3 separate regions of the Mus musculus genome follow, and regions 1 and 3 are each linked to region 2. Evidence: chromatin loops called from intact Hi-C (ENCODE). Cell type or tissue: heart. All regions are shown on one strand. Each heading gives the region's core, and the rest is flanking DNA. Links, peaks and the distances in the headings are about the cores only.

What was found. Hi-C counts contacts between places; a loop is a spot of excess contacts. Peaks named below come from ENCODE experiments on the same cell type or tissue, not always from the same donor. Only the 100,000 strongest peaks of a DNase experiment are listed, where the experiment ranks them.
Region 1: it touches region 2 in a loop (2.0-fold over the local background); 3 of 42 quality-filtered maps call a loop at or near these places.
Region 3: a loop joins it to region 2, with 4 times the contacts of the local background. A loop is called at or near these places in 9 of 42 quality-filtered maps.

Annotation. Positions count from the first base shown.
Region 1 is chr12:118,196,681-118,206,585 of GRCm38, forward strand. It overlaps Dnah11 (dynein, axonemal, heavy chain 11), which reads right to left and starts at 2,363. Exons shown (of 82, transcript NM_010060.3): 1 at 1,859-2,363; 2 at 1-19. The coding sequence starts at 2,152. In heart, for the core only: no CTCF peak of the experiment used is centred there; a DNase peak (open chromatin) is centred at 2,281; H3K4me3 peaks cover 1,108 bases; H3K27me3 peaks cover 2,123 bases.
Region 2 is chr12:118,297,296-118,308,261 of GRCm38, forward strand. It overlaps Sp4 (trans-acting transcription factor 4), which reads right to left and starts at 4,145. Exons shown (of 6, transcript NM_009239.4): 1 at 3,932-4,145; 2 at 3,404-3,513; 3 at 1,343-2,897. The coding sequence starts at 3,938. In heart, for the core only: CTCF peaks have their summits at 4,083 and 4,873; DNase peaks (open chromatin) are centred at 2,896, 4,036 and 4,856; H3K4me3 peaks cover 3,194 bases; H3K27ac peaks cover 3,162 bases.
Region 3 is chr12:117,991,450-117,996,449 of GRCm38, forward strand. It overlaps Dnah11 (dynein, axonemal, heavy chain 11), which reads right to left. Exons shown (of 82, transcript NM_010060.3): 55 at 3,680-3,841. Among named protein-coding and RNA genes, the nearest start is that of Cdca7l, 150 kb to the left of the region's middle. In heart, for the core only: a CTCF peak has its summit at 2,194 (motif pointing right); a DNase peak (open chromatin) is centred at 2,212; H3K27me3 peaks cover 1,781 bases.

The sequences.
Region 1 (9,905 bases), core at 1-5,000, 100 kb before region 2:
GTTTCACATCTCTTGGAATCTGGAACAAAAGCAAGATAATTAGTTCGAGTTCACTACAGAATCTCTTTGTTAACAAGCAGGGTTTGCTGTATCCCACTTGCAGACAGATTGCCAACAGAAGAAGTAAAACCATGGCATCTTGCCCATGTTTACAAACAAGGTTGCTCTGTTGCTCTTCTGTGTCCTGAAAAAGGTAGGGTTCTCTTTTTCCCTTTTTTTTTTTTAAACAATACCACCCTCAAAGACATGTCCATTACTCCTCAACAGCATATACCGTAAGAAGCTCATATACAAAACCAAACATAAGAACATTTTAATCCTAGTAAGGTTTTTTCCCCCCTTTTGCTAATTTTTCTCTTGTTTGAAAATAAGCCAAACTGAGATAAAAAGGGGTTAATTTGCATTCCTGCTGTCAAGGCAAAGAAGTGTTTAGCCAAGATAATTTAACATTCCTATAACTGTTAAGGGTTTTTTGGTTTTGTTTGGTTTGGTAAATACTACACTATTTAGTTTCTATGCTCTGAGAGTTTAAGGTGTCTTGACTTGTCTGACATACTAACTTATTTTTTAAAGTTATAATTAGGAGAATATCAAAACAAAGATATTCAAAACTCACACAGCTGTAATGCAACCATTCTGAGGGCTTGCCTCACACCTATCCTAAATGACGACATCTGGTCATTTACAACATGAACCCCAGGCCCAACAGATAACCTACTGGGCAAGGGCTCCAAAATCAGAAAAGAAGGAAGGAAAAGAAAGCAAAAAAAGGCAATGCCTATTAAGCTTGAAGCCTGTGCAAATTACAAGCTACACACACACACACACACCATGGAACTACCATCAGTTTTAAAGAAAAACACATCAGAGAATAAGACAATTGGACATAAGTTTTCAGAGTGCTATTGATATGTAACTTTCCAGGGCACACCTCTGCTATAAACAAGTAGACAGGTTACTTTACTTGGAATTTACGTTGGGGGTGGGGGGTGGGGGCAGACGTTTCCTTTTCAAGCACCCACATGGTGGTAATTCACAATAATTTGTAACCCCAGTTCCAAGGAATCCCAACACATCTCTTCTGACCTCCATGGGCACCAGATACCCACAAGGTGCACAGACATACATGCGGGCAAACATACATACACATAAAAAATGAATATATGTTCTAAAAAGAATTTACAATTTAATTGCTAAGATAATGCTCCTTGAAATCACTATCTAATCTATGCAACAAATATGTTTATTCTGTGTTTTAAATGACACCAGCCAGTCTAATGGTTGTTATTGTTGGTTTTGTTGTTTATATTTTGTTTGTTTGTGGTTTTGACAGGGTCTCATGGTGTAGTCCTGGAACTTGCTGTGTAGACCAGGCTGGCCAGGAACTCACAGAGATCCTCCTGCCTCCTCTGCCTCCCAAGTGCCAGGGGTAATATAGTAAGTGCCACAATAATCCAGCCAGTCCCCCGCCCCGCTTTTTGTTAGAACTCGATTATTTCTTTCCTGGACAAAATGTAGTTGGTAGATACTGAAACAACTCAAGCTATAAGGGTTTTGCCTAATACTTTGCTATCGTTTTTTAAAAGGATATGACTCTAGAGTTCCACCGGGGACTGAAACATAAGTTATTTGGCCCAAAAAGCTCCCCAGGCGCCATAAGCCCAGGCATCACAGACTGCGCTAGTTTTCTAACATCATTTTAGACAACCATCCCTTCTGGCAGGCATCCCTTGTAGAAAACTAAAGTACAGCGTTTTCTGCAGAGCTGGTGCACACGGGGACCCGGATCAGTCCAAGAGGCTGACTTCAAGTTCTGTTTAAGTCCGGCAGCGGGCATCCCTCTCGGGTCGCGCCTTACCTCGGGGGAAGCCGAGAGCCGCCCGGCGGTCGCAACACTAAACACCAGGCTGGCAGGACCAGTGCTCTCCAAAAAGTCTCCTAGGACCTGCCGGTGGTCATCGCTCTCCAGATACTGGCCCCACGTCTCCTCCGGGAACCTCAACGCCTGGCGCAGACGGCCTCCCAGGAAGCGCACCCGCGGGTCTAGGGCAAAGCGTTGCACTCTCCTTGCAGCCGCCGCCTCCTCGTCCTCCTCGTCCTCCTGCTCTGAGGGGCTGAGCCTCAGCACAGTCCCTTCCTCCTGTGCTGCCATCTCGTACCTAGAGAGGATTCTTGGAGTCGTGCGCCAAGGAGGCTATCACCGAGCCAGCGCCAGCCGCTCTGCCTGCAGAGCTAGGTGCACTGGAAGCGAGGTGGCTCGGACTGCAGCGCGTCCCGTTGCCAGGGAGATGGCTGCCCCGCCCCGTCCCGGGAGTGAGGGAGGAGCGAGAGTCTTGGGTCGCCCGGTAGCTCTCAGGCAGAGACCGGGAAATCAACTGGATTTCTCTGCTTTCCTCCCCTGGGCATCTTGGGGATCCCAGAAATGTTCCAGGACTAGTTAGCGGCTCTGGATTCAGCAGTACTGTCTTGAGCAGATAGTCCTGCTAAATTTGCCGCCATGGTAAATTTATCTAATCCCTAGAAAGCTGGGGCTAAATGCTCAATGTTTAACTGTGGATGAAGTATGGTCCAAAGTAGTTAGGTAGCAAGAAATGCTGCCACACACATCGTACACAGAGAATTGCTTATTCAATAAGTTTAGAGAAAGAATAAGTTACGTTACATTGTAAGTCAATAAACTACTTTCAATTTGGGGAAGGAACATTTTGAGCAAAAATACTAATATTAAAGTAAGATTTTTTCAAGGACTTAAATGTAACAAAATAGTAAAAGAATATGTAGCAAAGAATGTAGCTTCCTAGCTGCCATCAGAACAGTGACGTTGCACTGGACAGAGCCTGCCACATTCACCAAGGCCAGTGCAATTTTAACTTGTCATTGGGTTTTCTCCAGCAGAATAGTTTCTTTTTTCAGAAATAATTTACTCTATAAACCCAGTCTTTCATTGCAGTAGATATTAAGAAGTGCGTTTCCCTAGAAAATTTGTATCTCAGAGTAATAAATCCATCACTTAAGAAAGGCATGCTTTTTCTCAATATTTTTTCAAGTATGATTTAAAAGCACCAAGCAGGTACCATAATGAGTTCACTTGGCTTCTCACACACACAAAAAAAATCTTTATTAAACACCTACTGAGTGCCAATCACTGCTGATGCTGAACACACAGTATTGTAGGCACACTAAGCTTCTGTCCTCACATCACTTGTCTAAGTTAGCTCCACACTGACTGGACTGAGGCTATTCCACCTGGGTTTGCCTTCTATTTCTATCAGATGCTGTCAGAGCCATCTAGGATAGGCTAAAGGCATGCAGGTGACTTTTCTAGAGATGACCCACCATTTTTGCATGGTGGTGATGGGTAAACTGAATAGCAAGGCCTTCAGAAATTTCCTCTCAAGATTGCTTCTTGCAGCTGATATGCCTTTCCCAGTCACTATTACATAGTATAATAACTTCTGGACATTAGCCTACTGTATTGAGCAGATTTCCTGCAGATCGACATAAAGATAAACTTTCATGAATTAATGCTGCTTAGATGAGTTAATGATTTCATAGAATTCCTGATTTGATTCAAATAATTTTAGGAAGAAAGTTTTTTACATGGTTTTAGTTGTTTTGCCTAAAAGATGTAATAAAATTAGAATCAGGAATAGAATTTACCCCCTCCTCATAAAGTAAAGGCTACATAATAAAGAATACAATGAGCTTTCATAATTACACTAAAAAGAATTATAGACCTGGGACAAATTTGTGTTCAAAGAAAAACACTCAGGTCCAAGGATGAAGCCACAGGTGTGCACTATGATAAGACAAGGCCATTTAAAAACTGTTGCTTTGTTTAGCAAATTGTATCTTATATCTTGGGTATTCTAAGTTTCTGGGCTAATATACACTTATCAGTGAGTACATATTGTGTGAGTTCTTTTGTGATTGGGTTACCTCACTCAGGATGATGCCCTCCAGGTCCATCCATTTGCCTAGGAATTTCATAAATTCATTGTTTTTAATAGCTGAGTACTACTCCATTGTGTAGATGTACCACATTTTCTATATCCATTCCTCTGTTGAGGGGCATCTGGGTTCTTTCCAGCTTCTGGCTATTATAAATAAGGCTGCTATGAACATAGTGGAGCATGTGTCCTTCTTAACAGTTGGAACATCTTCTGGATATATGCCCAGGAGAGGCATTGCGGGATCCTCCGGTAGTACTATGTCCAATTTTCTGAGGAACCGCCAGACTGATTTCCAGAGTGGTTGTACCAGCTTGCAATCCCACCAACAATGGAGGAGTGTTCCTCTTTCTTCACATCCTTGCCAGCATCTGCTGTCACCTGAATTTTTGATCCTAGCCATTCTGACTGGTGTGAGGTGGAATCTCAGGGTTGTTTTGATTTGCATTTCCCTGATGATTAAAGATGTTGAACATTTTTTTTCAAGTGCTTCTCAGCCCTTCGGTATTCCTCAGTTGAGAATTCTTTGTTTAGCTCTGTACCCCATTTTTAATGAGGTTATTTGAATTTCTGGAGTTCAGCATCTTGAGCAATCCCACCAACAATGGAGGAATACAATTTGCTAAACACATGAAACTCAAAAAGAACGAAGACCAAAGTGTGGACACTTTGCCCCTTCTTAGAATTGGGAACAAAACACCCATGGAAGGAGTTACAGAGACACAGTTTGGAACTGAGACGAAAGGATGGACCATCTAGAGACTGCCATATCCGGGGATCCATCCCATAATCAGCCTCCAAACGCTGACACCATTGCATACACTAGCAAGATTTTGCTGAAAGGACCCAGATATAGCTGTCTCTTGTGAGACTATACTGGGGCCTAGCAAACACAGAAGTGGATGCTCACAGTCAGCTATTGGATGGATCACAGGGCCCCCAATGGAGGAGCTAGAGAAAGTAACCAAGGAGCTAAAGGGATCTGCAACCCTATAGGTGGAACAACAATATGAACTACCCAGTACCCCCCAGAGCTCGTGTCTCTAGCTGCATATGTATCAGAAGATGGCCTAGTAGGCCATCAGTGGAGAGAGAGGCCCATTGGTCGTGCAAACTTTATCTGCTTCAGTACAGGGGAGCGCCAGGCCAAGAAGTGGGAGTGGGTGGGTGGGGGAGTGGGTGGGAGACTTTTGGGACAGCATTGGAAATGTAAATGAAATAAATACCTAATTAAAAAAAAAACTGTTGCTTTGAATTTATGAGCGTATGGAATGAAACACTGCTTTGAACTTGCTATGGATACCTCTCTGTAACTCCCCTTTTGTGTAACATTCTATCTCTGAGGTAATTCTTTCTTACATAGAGAACTTTTTGTCTGAAAAGCTATAAAAATTGCTGCTAGCCACGAAGAAAGGAAGTGTAACCATTTCTGCTATATGTAGAAGGTGCAAGTGTCTATGTGTGTGCTTGAGTTCTCCCCTTTTTTCCTTTCCTTTTCTCTCTGGTTCACAAAAAAATTAGTAAGTTCCAAGCCTCTCACCTGGCCAGCAAGAGGCTCCTGGGCAAGAAAGGAACTCTAACAATCTTTTACTTAATTCCCTGCTGCTACACAACAGGAGTCAATTACCTGAAACCTTCGGATAACAAAGAGTTTTGTTTGTTTGCTTGTTTGCTTTACATTTTATTCTGAATTTTTTCTTTTTTCTTTTTTTATTGGATATTTTATTTATTTACATTTCAAGTGTTATCCCCTTTCCTGCTCCCCCCCCAGAATCCCCCTATTCCATTCCCCCTCCTCCTGCTTCTATGAGGGTGTACCCCACCCTCTTACCCACACCTGCCTCCCTGCCCTCTAATTCCCCTACACTGGGGCATCAAGTCTTCACAGGACCAAAGGGCCTCTTCTCCCATTGATGCCCCACAAGCTGGAACCTTGGGTCCCTCCTTGGTTGGTGGTTTAGACCCTGGGAACTCTTCTTGGTTGATAATGTTGTTCTTCCTATGGGGTTGCAAACCCCTTTAGCTCCTTCAGTCCTTTCTCTAACTCCTCCATTGGGGACCCTGTGATCAGTTCAATGGTTGGCTGCAAGCATCCACCTCTGTATATGTCAGGCACTGGCAGAGCCTCTCAGGAGACAGCTATATCAGGCTCCTGTCAGCATGCACTTCTGAGCAAAGAGTTTTAAATATTACCAAAAGCAAGCCACCTTTGCCCTAGCAATCACAACTTCTGCCACCACAACCTCCAACACCCCCACTGCCGCCTTCCCTGGGAAACCCCATAAAGCCCGGAAGGTCACCCACAAGGTGCTAATGTGTGATCCGAGCAAGCCATTTACCCTCTGCGTGCCTCAGTCTTCACCTGAAATAGGAAATCATCAACTTTTCAGCAAACACTTCCTCACTGACCTTCCCTTGAGAAGGGTTCACTTTAAGATTCATGGAGTTGCTTCAGTAACTGGATGTGAGCAGATGTAACACAGGCTGCAGACAGCTTTGTATGGTAGACCTTGTCCCTTCCACTTCTGATGCTGTTACGAGAAGAAAATTCTCAACTAGCCTGCTTGTACAGGGAACCAATCTCTTATTCCCTTCCCCACTCCTATCAAAGTTCTTGTCTTCCCAATAAGTTCCCTCCAACTTTCATATCTACACACACACACACACACACACACACACACACACACACATATACACACTACTGCCCTTAATTAGGGTTGTTTGCTTGGGCATGAGCGAAAGGCTATTTAATCCAGCAAGGACAATTTAGCAGAGCTAGTCCACTAAAAAACATGACTCCCCCAGTTCTCTCAACCAACTATTAGCTGCTGTTCAGTCCTCAGGGAGGGATGGAGTTCTGTAGTCCTTTCCTTATCAATAATGGCTGTTGGTGAGCCTAGGCTTGCCCAGTAACCACTATTGCTGTGAATGTGTAGGAGAAACAGTCATTTGGTGTCCAGAAGACAGTGTTTTATAGCATTGCTTCCCTTCCTATTTCTTTCAACATTCTTTCAGCCTCATCTCACAGTGTTTCCTGAGCCTGGGGTTGGAGGCAGGGAGTTGGCATAGATGTCTTGCTTACAGTGTTAGGCATGAAATCCCTCTGGTGGAACAGGCCTTGGAGCCAATCAGAAAGCAGTGTGTTATCCTCATAACAGTTGCTGTTGTACCAGTGGGCACACCCAGGTTGGCGGGTTAGTAATGGAGTTCACAGAGTTCATAGATAGATAGGTAAGACCACCCAGTGGCCTTCATAAACACCTTCCAGAACCAGAGAGGAACTGTTTGGCTCAATTACAGCTTAATTGATTTATGTCCTGCAACCAAAGTACTTGATGTCATTTAATGCAGGTATTTCTCCCTTTTGTGATTTTGATGATTTTGTTGTTGTTTTATTTGGTTGGGATGTCCTGTAAATTGGTGAATGGTGTATTAAATTCACGTGCTACTGTTTTGTTGGGTTTAATACATGACATTACATCTAGTAGTATTGTTTTTTAACATTGGGTGTACCTGTGATCACGCCTTTATGCTTAGAATTGTAATGTCCTCTTGGTGCAGTTCCCATAGTCAATGTGAAGAGGATCTTTTCTTACTATGTTCGAAGTCTGTTTTGTCAAAACTTAAAAGAGCAACAACTCCTTGTTTCCTGAATTCATTTGCTGAGATGACTCTTTTTCTGTCCTTTCCCCATGAGGTAGTACCTGTCTTTTGTGGTAAGGTACATTTCTTGGAGGCTACAAATAAATGGCTCCTGCTGTTTCATCCAACCTACATCCAACCTGTGTGCTTTGCTTTGAGGAATTGCGACCCTTGATATTCAGAGCAATTACTGAAAGGTATGAATTGATACTTGCCATTTTGTTGAGTCTGTAGTTGGTTCTTCCCTCTTCCTCTCTTGTTTAAGAATCATTCTATCATGGTCTATTCTTTTTCTCAGGCCTTACGGATGGACTTGCCTTTCTCATCAATACAGATAATCCCTTCACGCACAAGTACTTTTCCATAGATCTGGCCATAAGTTCCTTTAGCCTATTTTTTTCTAGAGAAAGATTTTGTTTCTCCTTCAAGTATTACAGGTAGCTTTGCTGGGTAGTAGTCTGGGTCCTAGTGTAGGTTGACCATTGTTATCTTCCTGAACTTGAAACACATTCTCCTAAAGGCCTTTCTGAGCTTTAAGTTTCAGTTGACAAGTCTATGGTCAATCTAATGTGCATGTCTTTGTATGAGACTTAAACTTTCTCCACCACCATTTTCAATATACTTTTTTTGTTCTGTTTTTTGTTTGTTTTTGGTTTTTGTTTTAGTGGTTTGGTTCTCATAGGATGAAGGAGGATCTTTTCTGGTCTTTTCCGTTTGGTGTTCTAAAAGCTTCCTCTATCTGGTTTGGCATCTTTATGAACTCTTAAGAAATACACTATTATGATTCTTTAGAAAATGATTTCTATGCCTGTAGAGTGAGAGTCTCTTCTATCTGCATGCCTGTTATCTGTACTTGGTATTTTCAGTGTCATGTGTATCTTAGAATTTCTACTTATACCCTCTTATTATTTCATCCTTATCCTTGCTGGATCGTTCCAGCTCCTCCACCTTGTCAAGTTCAGGTGTTCTGTCCTCTCCTTGATCATTCTGTTGCTTAGAGCTTCCATGATGCTTTTTATTTGACCTACTGTGTTTTTCATTTCTAGTATTTCAATTCGTTTTTCTTCAGTGTTTCCTTCTCTCTGCTGAATTCCCTTTCATAGATTGTATTACCATAATCATTTCATTCAGCACTGTGTGTCCCTGACCAGAAGCTTATTTTCTTCTTTGATTTCTTTTGAGTTCTCCATCTGGGTTTTCATCTAACTCACACTAACTGGGTGCCATTGCTGTAGGATCAGTTAAGTTCTGCAGCAGTTATGTTGACTTGGTTTTTCATGTTTCTTCATTAGGGTGTTGTTGTTGTTGTTGTTGCTTGGTCTTTTCTGCAGTCAGCTTTATCCTTTCAGTTGAAACAGTTGCAATCCTCAAGTTGGACTTGGATATGATAGAATTTAGATGCATAATTCATAAAATGCTGCATCTAAGTAACACATGGGTAATTTTTCTAGGAATTCCTGAGTGCTCTGGGGTTCTATTATCTTGAGTATGCAGTAGTGATGGACGAAAGTGCCTGTTTTCTCAGCGATGTTAAGTTTCCTCCTCCACAGTGAAACCACATGCACAGATTGGATTACATAGGCTATAGAGCTAGGAAGGTATGGTTCTCTTACCTCCCCAGTTCAGAAGATCAAAAACACCTATTGTGGAATCTATATTATTCTCTGACTGAAATATTAACTACAAGAATAAGCACAGTAATTCTATTAACCCAAGAACATGGGTGGCCCCTTTGACTTCAATAACCACTAAAGATAAACAATAAAGGACAACGTGGTGTGTAGTGGACTTTAGTAACTAAGATTATGTTGGGTGGGGGTTCGGAGAGGGACACAGATCAAGTCTGAAAAAAATCAAAACAGAAAATTAGCTGGGAAGAGAAAGCCAGGAAGCAGGTACAATCCACAAATTTTAAAAATAGTTGAAGCTGTAGATGGATGTGATTAAGAAGTAAAAGGAGAAGGGAGAAGAATGAGAGAATGAAAAAGACTTAACAACAGATGGAAATATATGAGACATGAGTGAACAGTCTAGTAGAAGATATATAGAAGGTATATAGAGAACAGTATACCCTCAGTAGAAGGCCTGGGAGTAGAAGGGATAGAAAAACATAGCTAACCATCCTAGAACCTACCTGAGCAAGGTAGGAACAAGTGCAAATTGATACGGTACATATGTACATATATGCCAGAGAGAGATTAAAGGCAAATAAGAAGTTAAAAGGGTACTTATGGAGTGAATTAATGGCAGAACTTCCCTGAGCTCAGAGGTAACGTTCTCAGATTTCACTGCTGCTGGGGGTGGCAGAGGATG
Region 2 (10,966 bases), core at 2,782-7,781:
AGACTGGAAACAGAACCATCACTTACACACTTGGGTTCTAAAAGTATTAGGGGAAGAATCACACCCAGTATACTGGTGATATACACTGTCAACGTAAGAGCCACTAGCTAAATGTAACTGCTTAAATAAAACTCAAAATTCAATTCCTCAGGCCATTTTCACCATGCCTTATATGCTTAATCACTCCATAACTAGTGGATAATACCAGATAGGACAGAGATGCCACATCTTGATCAAACATCACACAACGTTCTATTGGGTGGTTCTCCTGAATGGACAGGCTATCTTTAGATAATGTAATTTTACAAGCACGAATCGGCTTGAATTATTAACTGTGAAGAACCTTATCTTAATTTTTCTGCATCTTATTTCAAGATAGGTCATTCAAAAAGGACAAGCATACTCAAATTACCAAAGTAGAAAATTTTAGTTAATAAAAAGTGAAAAGATCAAAGGTACTAAAATCTTATCCAGTTTTCACTAAGTCAGAATCAATGAAGTCTAAATATTGGTAAAATGAAACCACTCCCCAAAAAGATTATACTACTTAATTGAACTAGGTTTTTTAAGTACTTTAGAAGTTATCTAATTATATTGATAAGAAATAGCAACTGCTTTTATAGCTGGTTTAAAACAACATGGCCACAATTAGTTCAAGTTAATGACATTTTACTACCTACATTTTTAATTGCTTTTCACCAACTTAACACTAGACACGTTCAGATAATGGAAGGACAAAAAGACTTTTCCTTAAATTTTATATACCAAAGACCATTAAAGTCACAATCCTGACTGTAGCAAAAATACAGGCATAAAAACTTAATGAAACAATTTGCAAGTTAAATTTCTATCTTAACTACAACAGTATTTGGTTCAAAACTACTGTACATTAAAGCAAAAATACCTTAAAGACAAAACGCAAAAATGTAAGAAGGCCCAATTAAAAAGCCTTATTATGGAGAATTAACATACTACAAACTCACAACCATATACCAATGCAAGGTAAATCAATTTTCTATCAGAAGAGATGATGAGCTCATTTTCCCAAACGGTTCAAGTGTACTCAAATACGATCTCTATAATTATGGTTCTAATCGGAAAATGATGCTTTATGAAATAATTTAATTATTTACCCAGCTCAACACACAAAACTGAGTCTTAAAAGCTACAGAAATAAAGAGGTCACAATGATAACTACATCTAGTTGCTGGTATAATAGTCCAGTTTTTTAATCCCTTTCCAGTATATATACATCAGAGGTGTATCAAACCTAAAAGATAGCCCTGAGCAATAACTCTGTTACTAATCCCTCCTAATAATGGGTTAAAAAGATGTAGCTTACCTGCAACACTAGTGATTGTTACTGGAACTCCCTGAACTTGAACACCCGCAGCACCCAGGTTGGCAACGCTCACTGTCTGAAGGTTAGGCACTGATGCAAGCTGGGCAGTATTCAAAGTTATTGGGGCACCAGCAACAGCCACAGGAGCAATCTGAGCAAGAGTTGTGCCACCACTTGAAGACACTGGGGTGATGGTTAACTGCTGGGATAACCCAGCATTCTGAACTTGCAAATTTGAAAGACTTTGAATATTCTGGACCTGGACAGTTTGCCAGCTGATTTGCCCTGAAGGTGTTAAAGTTGGAGCCCTGATAAGTACCTGAGTCGGGTTTACTGCTTGAAGTTGAACATTCTGCAAAGGCTGCTGCTGGATGGTCTGAATTGTCTGCCCTGACTGGAGCTGAAATGACTGTGGTGGGATAGCTTGAATAATCTGCTGCTGAGGCTGCTGGATCTGGATTTGCTGCAGGATAGGCTGGCCTACAATCTGTACTTGTTGAAGGGAATTTGACTGGTCTTGTGCATTCTGAATTCCGTTGGACTGAAGCTGGCTGGAGCTCTGGGCTTCAGACTCAGTAGCAGCAGGTGTCTGTGGTTCTTCAATGGTGCGTTCAGAACTACTGGCTGATGTGCTTGCATACTGGCCTGTATCTGCTGAGCTCACTAATGTGTCACTGCTCGTCAGAGTTGTTGATGCGGTGGTTGTGCAGGTAGTAGAGGAGGAGGGCGATTCAGGCATAGTACTGGCGGGAGCAGTGCTGGTGGTGGGCGTAGAAACTAACTGATTCCCATTGGAAGTCCCACTGTCAGTAGTAGTAGTAGGCTGGCCGACTTGTCCAGTCCCTCCTCCAGCAGTCACGTTATTTATTACTGGCAAAGCTAAAGTCACTCCTCCAATGTTAATTGGTAGGGTTGTTACAACTTGAGCCTGAGTACCAGGAAGGGTCTGCAATTGCAATGGTATTGAAACGCCAGGTCTAATTTGTACTGGAACTGTCTGATTTGCCAGGTTTTGAGCAAGGATATTCCCAGAAGCTGTCCTGTTAGCAGCCGTGAGGATAGCTTGATTATTACCTGCAGAAATGAGCTGAATTTGACCCTGCAAATCCTGTAGAGATGAACTACTAGTTGGGTTGATTTGAATTTGCTGGCCTTCCACCGTCTGAAGTTGGGGGATCACTTGGTACTGTACACTACCGCTTGGGTTTTGTACTTGTATGACTTGAAATTGATTAGGGGTGGAAGGATTACCTGATTTAGTTTTTGTAGGAGAGGAACTCCCGTTATTACTGCTGGAAGAACTAGATGAACTAGAAGCTGGCTGAGAAACGTTATTTTCTTTTGAAGCAGGAGGAGTGGAGGCAACAAGTTGCCAAGCGTTTCCAGCAAGCTGCGTCGTCACCAGTTCTAGCTGCTGTGGCTGATTCTGAAGTTGCACCAATCCTTGGCTTGGATCTATAATAATCTGCTGTTGTCCAGTTGCTTGATTTTCACCAGGAGTCCCTATTTTGCTGCAAGTAGCTGCCAGTAAAGCCAGAGGAGAGGGCTGAGAGTCCTACCCAAAATGGGAGGGGAAAGGAGAGGGAGGGGAAAAAAGTGGGCGGATTTAGTGGAAGACAGCAGTCGGGAGGGGGTTATTTATTTTGAGAGCTCTAAGTATCAGAACACACTCAATAGGCAGCAGAATTAAAAAGGAAATATGAACAAAAGCAGGTGATAGAAGCTATATGAATAAAAAGGCAAGTCCTATTACATAAAGTTTAAATAAAAAGGAATTTTCTGGTAAACTTTCTTAAAGTGTTATTCTTCTAAACTCAAAATGCCCTTGGGAAAATAGACACCTTCTTCTAACAGTCTGAATTCCTGGTGTAATATAAACATCGTTATAGCCTCAACGATGGGAAATCTTCAAGAATTTACGATTTAAGTTCCTCACTCAGAAAGATGCTTTGAATGGATAAACATTTTTATTCTGTTCTTTACTTCTGGGTACTTAAAGAGCATAACTCCCTCTCTTCCCTAAAGCTTTGTGTTGAATTTTCTTTTAACGTTTGCTTTTACCTGGGAGCCTGAGGTTTTGGGTTTTTTATTGTTATTCTCTGGCTCAGAGGTTTTCCCTCCTTCTGTAGCCATCGCCGCTGCCGCCTCCTCCTCCTCCTCCTTCTTCTGATCTGCAACAACCCCCCACCACCACCAACACACACGACAACAGGTTATTAGGATTATTATTATTCGTTCTCCTCCCTTCTTCCCCCTCCCTCCTCTTGAACATTAATCTCCGTAAACCCGCGATCCGTGCACACCGGCAGGGGGTGGGGGAGAAGGAGGGTAGGGAGGAGGGGGCTCTCACGAAACGTGGTTTGAAACCCGACCCATAGGCTCCAGAGCAACACCCAGAAGGAGGTTGTTCTAGCTCAGACATTAAGACAAAACACAGCCCTCCTTCCCTCCCCCTGGTTCCCTCCCGCCCTCTCCTCCTCCCCTTCCAGCATCTCGGCGGCCCCGGGGGAGGGGGAAGCGAGCAGGGTCTGGGGAGGGAGGGACGAAGGGAGGCGGTGAAGGAGACCGAGGGGGGTGGAGAATACGTACCGCTCATCCCGCATTAACAGGACAAACCCTCTCAGAGACACTGGGATAGAGGTGGGTGGGGGTGGGGGCGAGGCGGGAGGAGAGGCCGGTCCCGCCCGCCCGCGGTGGCTCGGAGGAGGCTGTAGCTGGCACAGGCTCTGCCTCTTTTTCCGCGAATGGCCGCCGCTGGGCTGTGGCGTAGCAGCTCCTCTCTCCGCCCGAGCCCGGCTGACTCGCCCTTGATTGACAGCGGCGGCGCGCGGCGAGGGCGGCGGCGCGGGCCGGGGGGCGGAGCCAGGGCGGCGCGAGCGCGGCGACTCCCCACCCCCCTCGGCCTGCCTCCGCCGGCGCCGCCGACTCTCCACCCCTTCCCCCAGCGGATTGGCCGCCGACCTGCCGGGGCCGGGGCGCTGGGGCCGCCCTTTCTCCTCCCCTTTGCCCGGCTGGTGCTCGCTGCTGTTCGGCTTCTGCCTTCCCGGCCCGCGGAGCGTGCCCTCTCGGTGAGCTAGCTGCGGTTTGCTGCCGGCAGGCCCTCCATACAGCCAAACTTGTTGTCTCAGGATATCCCGCCCCCTACTCAGTTCCCGGCGCCCTCCACTCAAAAGCGCGCCGCAGCATCCTGCGAGGGGCCGCGGAAGGAAGACATGGAGCTAGGCTTAAGGGAGAGGAGCGGGGCGAGCGCGGGGAAGCGTGAGCTCCCTGCGATCCCGTGGTCTGAGTGGACTGCCAGCTGCCCCCTCGGCGTGAGCATGGCTTTTCCTAAGGCGCATCCGGACCCGGGCGCCCTTTTTCCCTGGCTCGGCTCTCATTGGATGAGGCCGCTGACGCACAGTGAGTCGTGGGAGGAGGCGGGCGGGCCTCTCCCGCAAAGGCTTTCGGGCCTCGTAGTTTTTGACGGCTATTCCGATTGAGGCACCGCCTTCCTCCCGCCCCCGAACGCGGCCTGGCTGCGGAGCCTAGAGCTGCCCGAGGGGGCGGTGGCAGCAGGGCGTGGCCGGGGCCGAGTGGGAGTTGAACCCCGCGCGGGGGGGAGGGAGAAATGGGTGTTGTTTGCCTGGGCCTATCGGCCGAGTGGGGCTGCCCGAACCGCCTCTGCCACCGCCCCCTCAGCTGAAAGCCGCTCCCCGCGGGGCGAGCTCACACCCGGAGCGCGCGGCGATTGAGCGGACCGAGGTGTTGGGAGGCGGGGTCTGGTGTCCTCGGGGTTTGAATGAAGCTGACTTGGGGTACATCCCCTTCGCCCTGCTTTCTTTGCTCACCTAGCTTGCCGGGGCCTCCGGTCTCAGCGCGAGGCCTGTGTTCCCACCGAGCAGGAGCTTCCATTTTATTTGTCGTATCTCTGGCTGGCTGCTGGTGCAGATTAGTGACTTGTCTTCTAGGGTGGCCACGAGTGCGCCTTAGAGTCTGCGTTCTTGGCGCGCTTCTCGCTCCTAGAGGTCTCACAAGGTTGTCCGGGCAAAGGAAAGCCTGGCTGCATGTGGGTCAGCTCTGGTCATGGTTTTAGCGTAAGCTTCTAGGCAAGTGGAATTCACAGCTAGCTGCGCAAAGCACTTTGTCAAATGCTCCTGAACCGGCCCCTAGCTTCTCTCCAAAGACATGAAATCAAGATACCAGGGACCGACCATATGAGCGACTGATGAAGTGTACCAAAGCTGGAAATAAGTCCCTAAAAAGAACCTTGGGACAGGACACCATTACACACTAGGCTTAAAGCGTTCCACATTTATTGACGTGGACCCCACATTCAGCTTTGGGTGTTTTTGTCTGGTGCCTGAGGTCTGACATATTGTAAGAGTGAGTGAGGAGTCTGGTTCTGTACTTTACTAGTGTTTCCTTGCTCAAGTATTTAGGGTGATGACAAAGCTGTAGCAGTAAAGTAAAGAAGCTGGAGTAAATTACAATGTTGCCTACTCCATTTTATGAGCTGAAGATACTATAGTAATCTCCTCCCATACACATCCCAATTCACTAGATCTTAGAAAGCTCAGAAGTGCTTGCTATATTATAGATACACAGTCTCACCTCAAGCACCGCCCCGATCCAGTTCGCCATAGTGACTGAAGACCAGGCATGAATTGGAGAGTTCCTTGTGGTTCTCTTTAGACAACTTGCCTTAGAGAAGTAATCGCAGCGTATTTAGATTTACAAAATGTCCTAAAGGTTCTGCTCCCTGTTGGTAAGTACTGGTATCCAGGAAACAGGGACAACCCTAACTTTTCTGAGGACCAAGAGCTGCAAGTTTCTAGCTGAATGTTTGCATCCCCAAGACCTAAACTCTGATACTGGGACTCTGTCCCTTGATTTTTGGAGTCAAGAGTCTTTGGTGCATTGTGGTTAGATGAGGTCACTCATGAATAAAACTTAGCAATCTTAGAACTTCTATCCTTTATTTTGCTGCCCCCCCATGTGAAGTACAATGACCACAAGACCCTCTCCAGAACCTGACAGTCCATGTCTTTATATCAGGCTCCTTCTAAAACGGTTAAAATAAACTGTTGTTGATAAGCTCTGGGTTGTGTTATAGCAGCCAGAGCTGATTAAAACACTGGCTGAGTCTTGAGACCTGGTGACAAATAAACTGCTTCTTAGGAACTCTTATCATATTATTATCCATGTAACAGAAGGCTTAGCTAGATGAGATATTGCCAAGAGGACAGCCACTCCCGTAGTACCATCCTAATTTAACCTATGTACTGTTGTACTGTGGTTGGCTTAATATTTCTTTAAATCGTTTTGCTTGATTTTATAGCAGTTATTTTAAGAATTTTATATTAGCTGAGCATGGTGGCTCATTCCTTCAATTCCAGCACTTGGGAGGCAGAAGCAAGTGGATCTTGTGAGTTTGAGGATAGCCTCGTCTATATAATGAGTTCCAGGCCGGGCCAGCCAACCAATATAGTAGGGCACTTTCCTTAAAATCTGATGAAAACCAGTTCTGCTATAGAAATGACAATCCCTAACAAAGACTCTCCTTTGACCAAACTTGAGCCATCCTCTAAATCTTATTTCTAACTTAGCCTTTTAGCTCTGCTTGCTTAGTCCAGTTTTAGCAAGTAAACCTGATGGGTCAGTTTAGTGACAGCCTCCCACCCTTGGAATCTAACCAAATTCCTTATCACCTGTTCTTGATATCACCCACAGTGGTAGTTTTGTCAGTAATTTTCTATCCACTGACCTACCTGTTCTTGACTGCATATCTCTACTTGCTCTTCTTCTAGGCACAGTTGAGCTGGGATTGCATTCATGCAGCACCACACCTGGGTTATGTGGTGCTGCTAATCAAACCCAGGGCTTCATGAATGCTAGGCAAGCAGTCTGTCACTGAGTGACCTCCCCAGCTTGAATACTATGTTTAACTCCTGAAATATCAGCCTCCTGGAGTGGAGGCCAAAGGCCAGGCAGGACTTTGAATCTGCATAGTGTTGAGAATAGTCAGGCAAGGAGATTGAAGCAGCTCTACAGGTGGCTTGATTAAATAGCTTAGGAGGAGGAACTTGGGCCCAGATATGACATGAATGAGAAAGGTTTCTTTTCTGAGTCACCTTCAGTTTCTCTCTAACCTAAAAGGCTTCGAGAATCATCCAGCCTAAAACAGTTCCATGTTTACGATCCACCTTTCCACAAAGTACACTGAATGAGAGTAGTTGATCAGGAATCAGACACCACCTCGAATGATGTATTTACAAGTGGCCTCATTAGTCCATAAGAGACAATGCATGGTACCATAATAAAGGCCTGGAAAGTGTTCAAAACTGTATTTAAAATGTAAATTTCTTACCCAGTAATAGCCATTTTTAGAAAGCAGAAAGTGCCACGCACACCCCAGTGAAGTCTTCTTGGCAGGCCGAGAGGCCTGGAAGCACTCACGAGGCAAAGAGGTTCACGGAAACTCACCTCCTGGAGCTTTGGTGTTCTCATTAACCCGTATACTCATACCCTATTCCTGCGTTAGTCTGGTGCATGGATCCACGTGCTCTCTTTTAGTATTATTTTATTATAAGTGCCTTTTAAGATTGAATTCTGACATAGCTAAGCCTTCGCCAGTGTTCCAACATCCTTGAAAGTCCTTGAACTGACCATGGGCTTGGAATTCAGTAACAATGTTGCCTATTCAGTGACATTCAGAATTGCCTCTGGTATTACTCTATCACTTAGAATAAAAGCCAAGTTGCTCCCATATACAGGAATTTACAATGGTTTAGGAAGTAGATCGGGCTGTGATTTTAGAGTTTTGCATTCATGAGATGGTTAGCTAGAACGGAACTCCCTAATTAGAACCATGACTTGGGTGTGAAAGCTCTTGACCTAGGAATGTAAAGACCTCACACCTGGCTTCTAAGACTATAGCTGACCTTAGATAGGGCTGACTTTGTCTCAGTTGTTTTATTGCCCAGTTCCTGCCAGTCTTTGTGTTTACATTCCTCTGTTTTGTGTAAGAGTCATTAAGCATCCAATAACCTCATTTGTACCTTGCCGATGTGTCATCTAACTTTCCTATTCTGTATAAAAAGTTTGATGCTCAATTTGACAAATTACATTCAGATTCTACACAATCTCGCGTGTTGGTCTGTCTGTCACTCGCCAACTCCTTGCCCATCTGCACCCAGAGACCCGTTCCACTCAGACAAGGGACCCAGAGGGTCTGCGGCAAGAAAGAGTTCAAAGTAATTGACTTGAATATAGAGCATTTGCAAGAAAATGGATAAAAGTTGACTGAATGTGTGGGCCTTTTAAAATTTATAAATAGTGTTTGTAAGTGGCATTATCGAATGTAAATGACCAAGTAACAAATACAGATAAGGACCCAGACAGCCTGTGTATGAACAGCTAGAATTAATAGCTTGGTCTTTCATCCCGTATGCTCAGTTCCTTCACGGAAAACTAATGTACAACTATAATTCATGATTTTTAGGCAGAGGCATGAGGTTCACCAATGAGTTCCAGGACATACGTTCTAGACTATATATAGCAGTAACATGCCTCAAAAACAAACAAACAAACAAAAAACTTGGAAAAAAAAAAAAGAAAAGAAAAAGCAAACAAAACCCATTACATTTCACGCTTTTTAGCACATCAAGTTTTTTATGTCAGCCAGTTTATTTGTTGTTAATTCAAATTAGGATAAAATGAATAGTTCTTGGAAAGTACTGGGGCATAATATTGGTTTATGCATTCAGAGGACTATAATGTAGCCAGCAAATAAAAGATGTTTAGTCATTGTAAAAGTTGAAATATAAACAAAATCATTTTCTTAAGACTATATAAGGTTGATAATCAAAAAATTCATCATAAACCTGGCTTTGCAGTGTGCATGGTAATCTCTTGTCTGTGCAACAAAGAGAGACCTGGATGGGCTCAAAACAATAACAAATCTGCGTTTAAAATAGTAACTCTCTAAAACACCAACTGCTTATGCTTGGTATATTTTTGACTGGAAATGGGATTTTTTTTAAATTGGATTTTTACTAGAAGAATATGTCACTGGAAGCAAACTATTTGAATTTACTTTCTAGTCTGTTACCAGTAAATGTACAGTCTTGGGCAGGTGATATTGACCTCTCTGAGCCTCCATTCTTCATGTTGAACAGTAAAGACAAAAATATGAACATTAGCATTGTATAGTTATTTTAGGAATTAGGTAAGCTTAAACTCTCCTAGAATAGTGTTTGGTAAACTCTCCTTGTTAACTATTTGGCGGGAAGTGTAGCTCAAACCTTAGTGTGTATGAGGCCTAGATCCTGTCCTCGCAACCAGGAAGAAAAGGTTAGGGGAGGGATGACAAAGGAAGAAGTTAGCTAGTTATCATTTTTATTTTTTATTGTGTTTTGTAGTGCTGAAGATCAGACTTGAAATGTATTCATTCAAGGCAAGCACACCAGCATGCTAATAACCCCATTGTCATGGCATTATCATATCAAACTCACTTGTTATTACTGTTATTAAAGCAAGTAGTTTTAACAAATCAAACACAGAAATTTGTACAACAGAAGCCTCTCCATTCCATCCAGTTTCTCCTTAGTGTTAACTGTTGATGTATTCTTTGTCATTTTGACTTCTGTTTGTTCTTGAGTATGGGATTTTAATATACAATTATATATACAAGTACACATCCAGTCGTATATGTACAAACTGGCCTTTTTAATGCCTTAGTACATTATATTTATCTAACAGAAAAATTATGAATTGAAATTATCATTTTAATGCAATACATTTCTTGATACTAGAATATATTTTTATTCAACACAAGTACTGTTATCATTAGGACTACTGTTCCTGACTATAAATAATTCATAATAAACATACTTGTTCCAGTACCAGCAAAGATGATTTTATACTAACACTTCTGTTTTAGTGGGATGATTTCAACAGTGGATTGCTTTCACTAAGACTGGATATTTATACTTTTAATAGCTATAATAAGATTACCAAAAAGGGCCTATTTTATTCCATAGTTACATATGACAGTACTCGTGTCTCTACAGTTTCACCAACATTGATTATTTCCAGCCTGCCCAGGTATTGGAGCTGGCACAGGTAGAGTACATCTGCTGGCTGCCTGTGAAGACCCAGGCACCTTTGCTTTGTGGCCATGTGCTTTTCCCAACACAAGCTACTTGTCCACCTCCTTCTTTCTCTCCCTCTCTCTCCCTCTCCCTCTCCCTCTCCCTCTCCCTCTCCCTCTCCCTCTCCCTCTCCCTCTCCCTCTCCCTCTCCCTCTCCCTCTCCCTCCCCCTCCCTCTTTCTCTCTCTGTCTCTCTCTCTCCCTAGAAGCTGAATGTATATGTATAGCATAATGCCTTTCATATCATTTGTAATCTTAATGTAGTTCCCCATTGTATTTTCTTTTGTCGTATATTCTGTATGATTAGATTTGAACTCTATTTTTCATTGGATAATACCAGTCCAAGTGAGTAGCTAACTAATACATAGGGACAGGAGTTTTTTTACTCTGGCCCATGATAAGCGGTCAATATGTATTTAATGAATGAGTCAGCAATGTTTCAAGATTTAGTACATGATCAATATAAAGTACCCACTTGAGGTTTTTTTTTTTTT
Region 3 (5,000 bases), core at 1-5,000, 310 kb before region 2:
ACCCTGCTTTCATGGGTGATAGGATTCCTAATCTTTAGAAAGCTGAAAAAACAAAAACAAAAACAAAAAACCCTGTTGGGAAAACAGTATTCTTTAAAAAACTGTATTCTATATTTGCCTAATAGGCACAGAGCACTACATATATAATGACGTACACACAGAGCTAAAGATGATGATGGAGAAGGGTGTGAACCGTGATGGGGCTTTCCCACCAATTTGAAGATAGAAGCTGAGGCTAGGATGAAGTTTAGGCAGATCCCTAAGATCTTCCTTTGGTTTTGTCTTGGTACTTCAAAATGGCTTTAGTGTAACTACTGTGTAGGAAGCTAGATATTCTAAAAGGACGTGCACACACCTCTCCTCAGCTATCAGACTAATGAAACAACAGATCCCAAAGAATTAGAATTGGCCCTGGAATCATACTGTAGGGAAAGGCTGAAGATACTGTGACAGCCACCAGAAAGAGAGTATTCCTACAACTTATAAGACACATGGCAAGTGAGACACTGAAGGGGCCATGGTGGGCAGGGCCACACTTGGACCAGGACTTTCTAATCAGGTAAAGCACATGCAGTCTATTTAAACCTAACCTTATGCTAGTAGCTTTAAGCTGGACTCAGGATTTCTCTCTTTAATGTTCTCACCAATGTAAACAAAGTCTCTTTTCTGTTTCCACATTCCGTGTGTCTTTATTCTTTGTGTTGAGTATGCACAGCTAAACCTAGATCATTAGGGCTACCAACAGGATCCAAGATTCTACTTGAAAAGTTATCGTATTGTCCGCATGGTCAACTTCGGACTTTATAAGTTAACACTTGTAATTGACATTTCAATGAAAGAATTGTGGCCCAAATCATCAATATAGCATAGTTATCACTGACGCAATAAATGTAATGCCCCTCCTGTTTGGCACAAGGAGTGTGTGTGTGTGTGTGTGTGTGTGTGTGTGTATACATGTAGTCACACACATGTGTAGGCACTGGAGAAGCATCAAGTCTAAATCTGACAGAAAGGTAACTTCTATTTGAGTGGATCACCCCTGCCATTCTGTGCTACACCTTCTAAGGTAGGGGATGCAGACATGGCAGCAGCACCACATTTAACTGTAATAGTGGCGTGGCATTGAGCCCTCACTGCAGTGTCATTACTTCAGGAGGGCAGACCTTCCTTCCTCTGTCAGTCAGATATCATGCCCAAGTGACATGGGCTGCTTCTGTCCTCAAATCCTGCAACAGAATTCCCCCTCCCCTGTCAGCTCATATTTTAAATTTACATTAAAACATGTCCTTTCATATGACCCTGATTTCGAGAATGCCTAAGGCTCACTTTGCCTTAAAGAAACCAAAACCAATGTTTTTCTCTTACGTTCCCAATACCATCTACTTTTTTGCTCCATGCATTCCTAACTGGAGCCTGTGCACTAACCATCACATCCCCAACTTGCTTCCATCTGCACCTTCAACCCTACTCCTAGTGGTATGCAAGACTTTCCCTCCCTCCTGCCTTATATTGCCTCTTCCTACCTCACTGCAAGAGGCAGCGCATATTGACAGGAGTGTCTGATGAGCAACACAGTGACTGACACTTAGGTGTCAGACTGCTTTTATGTCCTTTATTTGTCAGCTGTCATTTAGTTCCGTATCAGGTAACAGGAAAAAAAATAGCATACCCATTCAGTTAGATGCAGTCAGGGCTGTGGGCTGCCTCAGCCCTGAGTATGTACTGATGTCAACATATATAACATGGCTTGTCTATGGCCAAAAGGGGTCACCTTGTTTGTATAAGTACCTTCCACTCATCCAATGAGGTCAATAATTAAGAAGTGACAAAATTATGCCGATAACTTTCAGTCTTGCTGATGGAAATTAAGACTAAAAAAGCAATCAAATTAGCACTCATTCAAAAATGTAAAAGCTGTTTCTGACCTCTACAGAAAAGATACCACATGGTTTTAGGGGAATGTGGTCCCACAGTACTCTGAATTATAATTAGTGCTTCCCGTGTGACAAATCAGGAAGGTGGGAGGGTTAAATCAGCACCTTATAATGAAAGGAAATCATCTGGCTGATTGTTAGCAGGCAGAATTCAGCTTGATGGGAAGGCTGAAGTGCTAAGAAAAGTATTCCTATTTGACACCCAGGATCCTATAGGAGGCGGCATGACACCGTCAGATAGACCACAGCACCTTGTGCAGCCCTCGGGACTGCAAAGCCCGCCTCATCCAGCAGGTGTCAATAGTCCTGGCCAGGCTGAGATGCTGCTCCGCTGGAGAAAGCAGACACAGACACAGGACAGCAAAGACTGGCAGGCTGTGAGGCTGTGCGTGTGCTTCTCTGGAGCTGCTAGCTTGGATCTCCTACCAACCGAGGAGAATCAAAACTCCATTCAGAAACCAGCCCACTTCTTTTGTTCCAAGTTTGATAAAAATGAACCAAGGAAACTAGAAATCTGCTAGTAGTATGTGGCATTGATTCCTGTAGAATCAGAACTTCCAACCTCTCTTCTCAGCTGTTGGAAGATAAGATGATGCCCCAGTATTTCAACAACATTAAAGAACCTGAAGATTGTCCTAGGGGCTGGGAGTAACACTTAACACTACTTTTATCATAACTAATGGCTCTCTAGATGTGCAGATCTAATTCCTACCCCCCCCCCAACTTCAGAAGACTTGACTTTTCTTTTCTTTTCTTTTCTTTTCTTTTCTCTTTTCTCTTTTCTCTTTTCTCTTTTCTTTTCTTTTCTTTTCGTTTCTTTTCTTTTCTTTTTTCTTGTTTCCTTGTGCGTGTACTTGTCACATGATTGTGGAAGAGAGAAGGAGAGAGGAGGCAGGCATGTGCTCCCACCCCAGATGTGTTTGCCATGTTAAATGTTGCTTCCCCCTGCAGTCCAGTGATCAACAGATTCATAGACATGTTTAGGGGAGAAAGAAAACCTGTATGCAGCAGTGAATGCTTTTCACCACTCCCAAGCTACACACACCCATAGGGTTACGCCCTTTTTAAGGAGACGCAAAGGAAAAATAACATGCCACGCAATAAAGACAGCGGCATAGTAACCGTCAATCTCATAAACATACCCAGACTCTAACCATCTGGCCACCCGAGGACACGCTATTTAACAAAGTGCCATAATGTTTCTTTGGATGTGGGTGATCATGGCTCCTGGAGTAAGGGAGAGGGTGAGAACTTACGACATTACTTAAGTGTCCCCAATCAATTTTGGCTTAGAGAGAGCCACTTCCACTAATTCTGGGTCTATTCTAGGCACTCCCACCTTATTGCTCAATGGGAGGTGAGGGCAAAGCTCTCTGGGAGTCACATTCTAACACAATCTCTCTAATCAGAAAGGATCCTGGCCTCAACTCCACTGGGAAATCGGAAGGCTTGATTCAGTTGCTTTCTTTATTCTTCAAACCTACTTTTTTCACACAGACATTTAAAAACGTATTTGGAGATACCAAACTCATCAAGAAGTGACAAAGATAACTTATAACCCCATAAGGCCAGAATCCCACCCCCAACAATGCACAAAACCCAGATACAATGAAAAGCAACATAAAAGAAGAGATACATATTTGATACAGAGATTGCGAAACTGAAAGTGGCTGACCGAGCTTCCTGCCAATAGTGTACTGAGACTTGTGCACGCTGGGTACCTACCTCAGGCTGACGCAACGTACCTCAATCCCCTCAATTTCTTCGATGAACCTCCTGCTGACTGAGACCAGAGCCTCCTGTGGCCATTCATGAAACCAGTCAATAGCTGTGCAGTTAACTATGGCTGGGAACTTCCGGGCTCTAACTCGCAGTGTGTGGCCAACCGGTGAGAAACAAAAAACCATCTGTAGGGGTGAGGGGGGACAGGTCAGAAACAACAGAGGGATGAGTGTGCCAAGCAGTACACTGAAGTCTCAGACAATGAGGAAGGGGGCAAGGCCAGACACACTAATCAGCTACCCCAGCCCAGGCAGCAAGGTGCAAGGTAGCATTGACTTTCAGAGTGGCGGTGCCACAGGGCAGGCAGAAGTACAGTTGTGCTTTCCTCAAAATGTGGCCCCTCTTCTCTCAAGCATAGCTCATGATTCCCTTTGGGAGTGGGACATTTTACTTGTTCCCTAACACAAGCCACATAAAAATAAGTCACCATGATCGTCAACATTTCTACCTGCAAATTCCTTCTGTTACATGATTCAGTAGGTTTCACAAAGCTGAAATACCTTTTCAACGCAAAGTATAAAACAATAAAATAAAGCCAGATTTATCATCACAAATGACATCAATTTCTGTTTGCATTTAAAATAAAAAGTATCTTCTTTAGTTCTCACCTGAGATTTTTCAGAGAAAAATTTAAAACTTGGGTAGCATGTTTCTGCTAAGAAAAGTTTTTTTCTTACTAGCTAATGATTTAAAAGTTAATTAATATCTGAATAAGCCATTGTTCTGTGTTTGGGATCTGCCAGGGATCAGTTCCAGGATCCCTAACATACCCACAGGTTTTCCAAACACTTATATGAAAAGTATATTGCTTTCACAGGTCAAACCTATTATCCTTCAACCACCTATTAGTCCTTCCTGTTAGGATTACTTATTGCCCCTAAGACAAGGTAAACAGTGTAGGGAGTTGTTATTCTGTGCTATTTAGGGAATCAAGACAATAAAAAGAAGTATGTACACACTCGGTACGGTTATATGCACACTCCGTACAGTTGTGTTCCTCTTCAAATATTTTCACTGCACAGCTGGTGGGATTCATGGATGGGGACATGACAGTCAGAGGATCCAGTCGTGTATTTGTATACTCTCTCTAGACACAGGGATTCATCGGTAGAGCCTGAGGTTGGTTGCAATATCATGTCACAGACAGTGGATGGGAGGAACTCTTCATTGTCAGCACAGTAGGTGTGACCATTCAAGGGTCCTGAGCTTTAGAGGACCACCATTAGAAGTGTAAGCTCAGGGAAAGCATGAAGACACAGGAGACTGCAAGGATTCATTATGCAC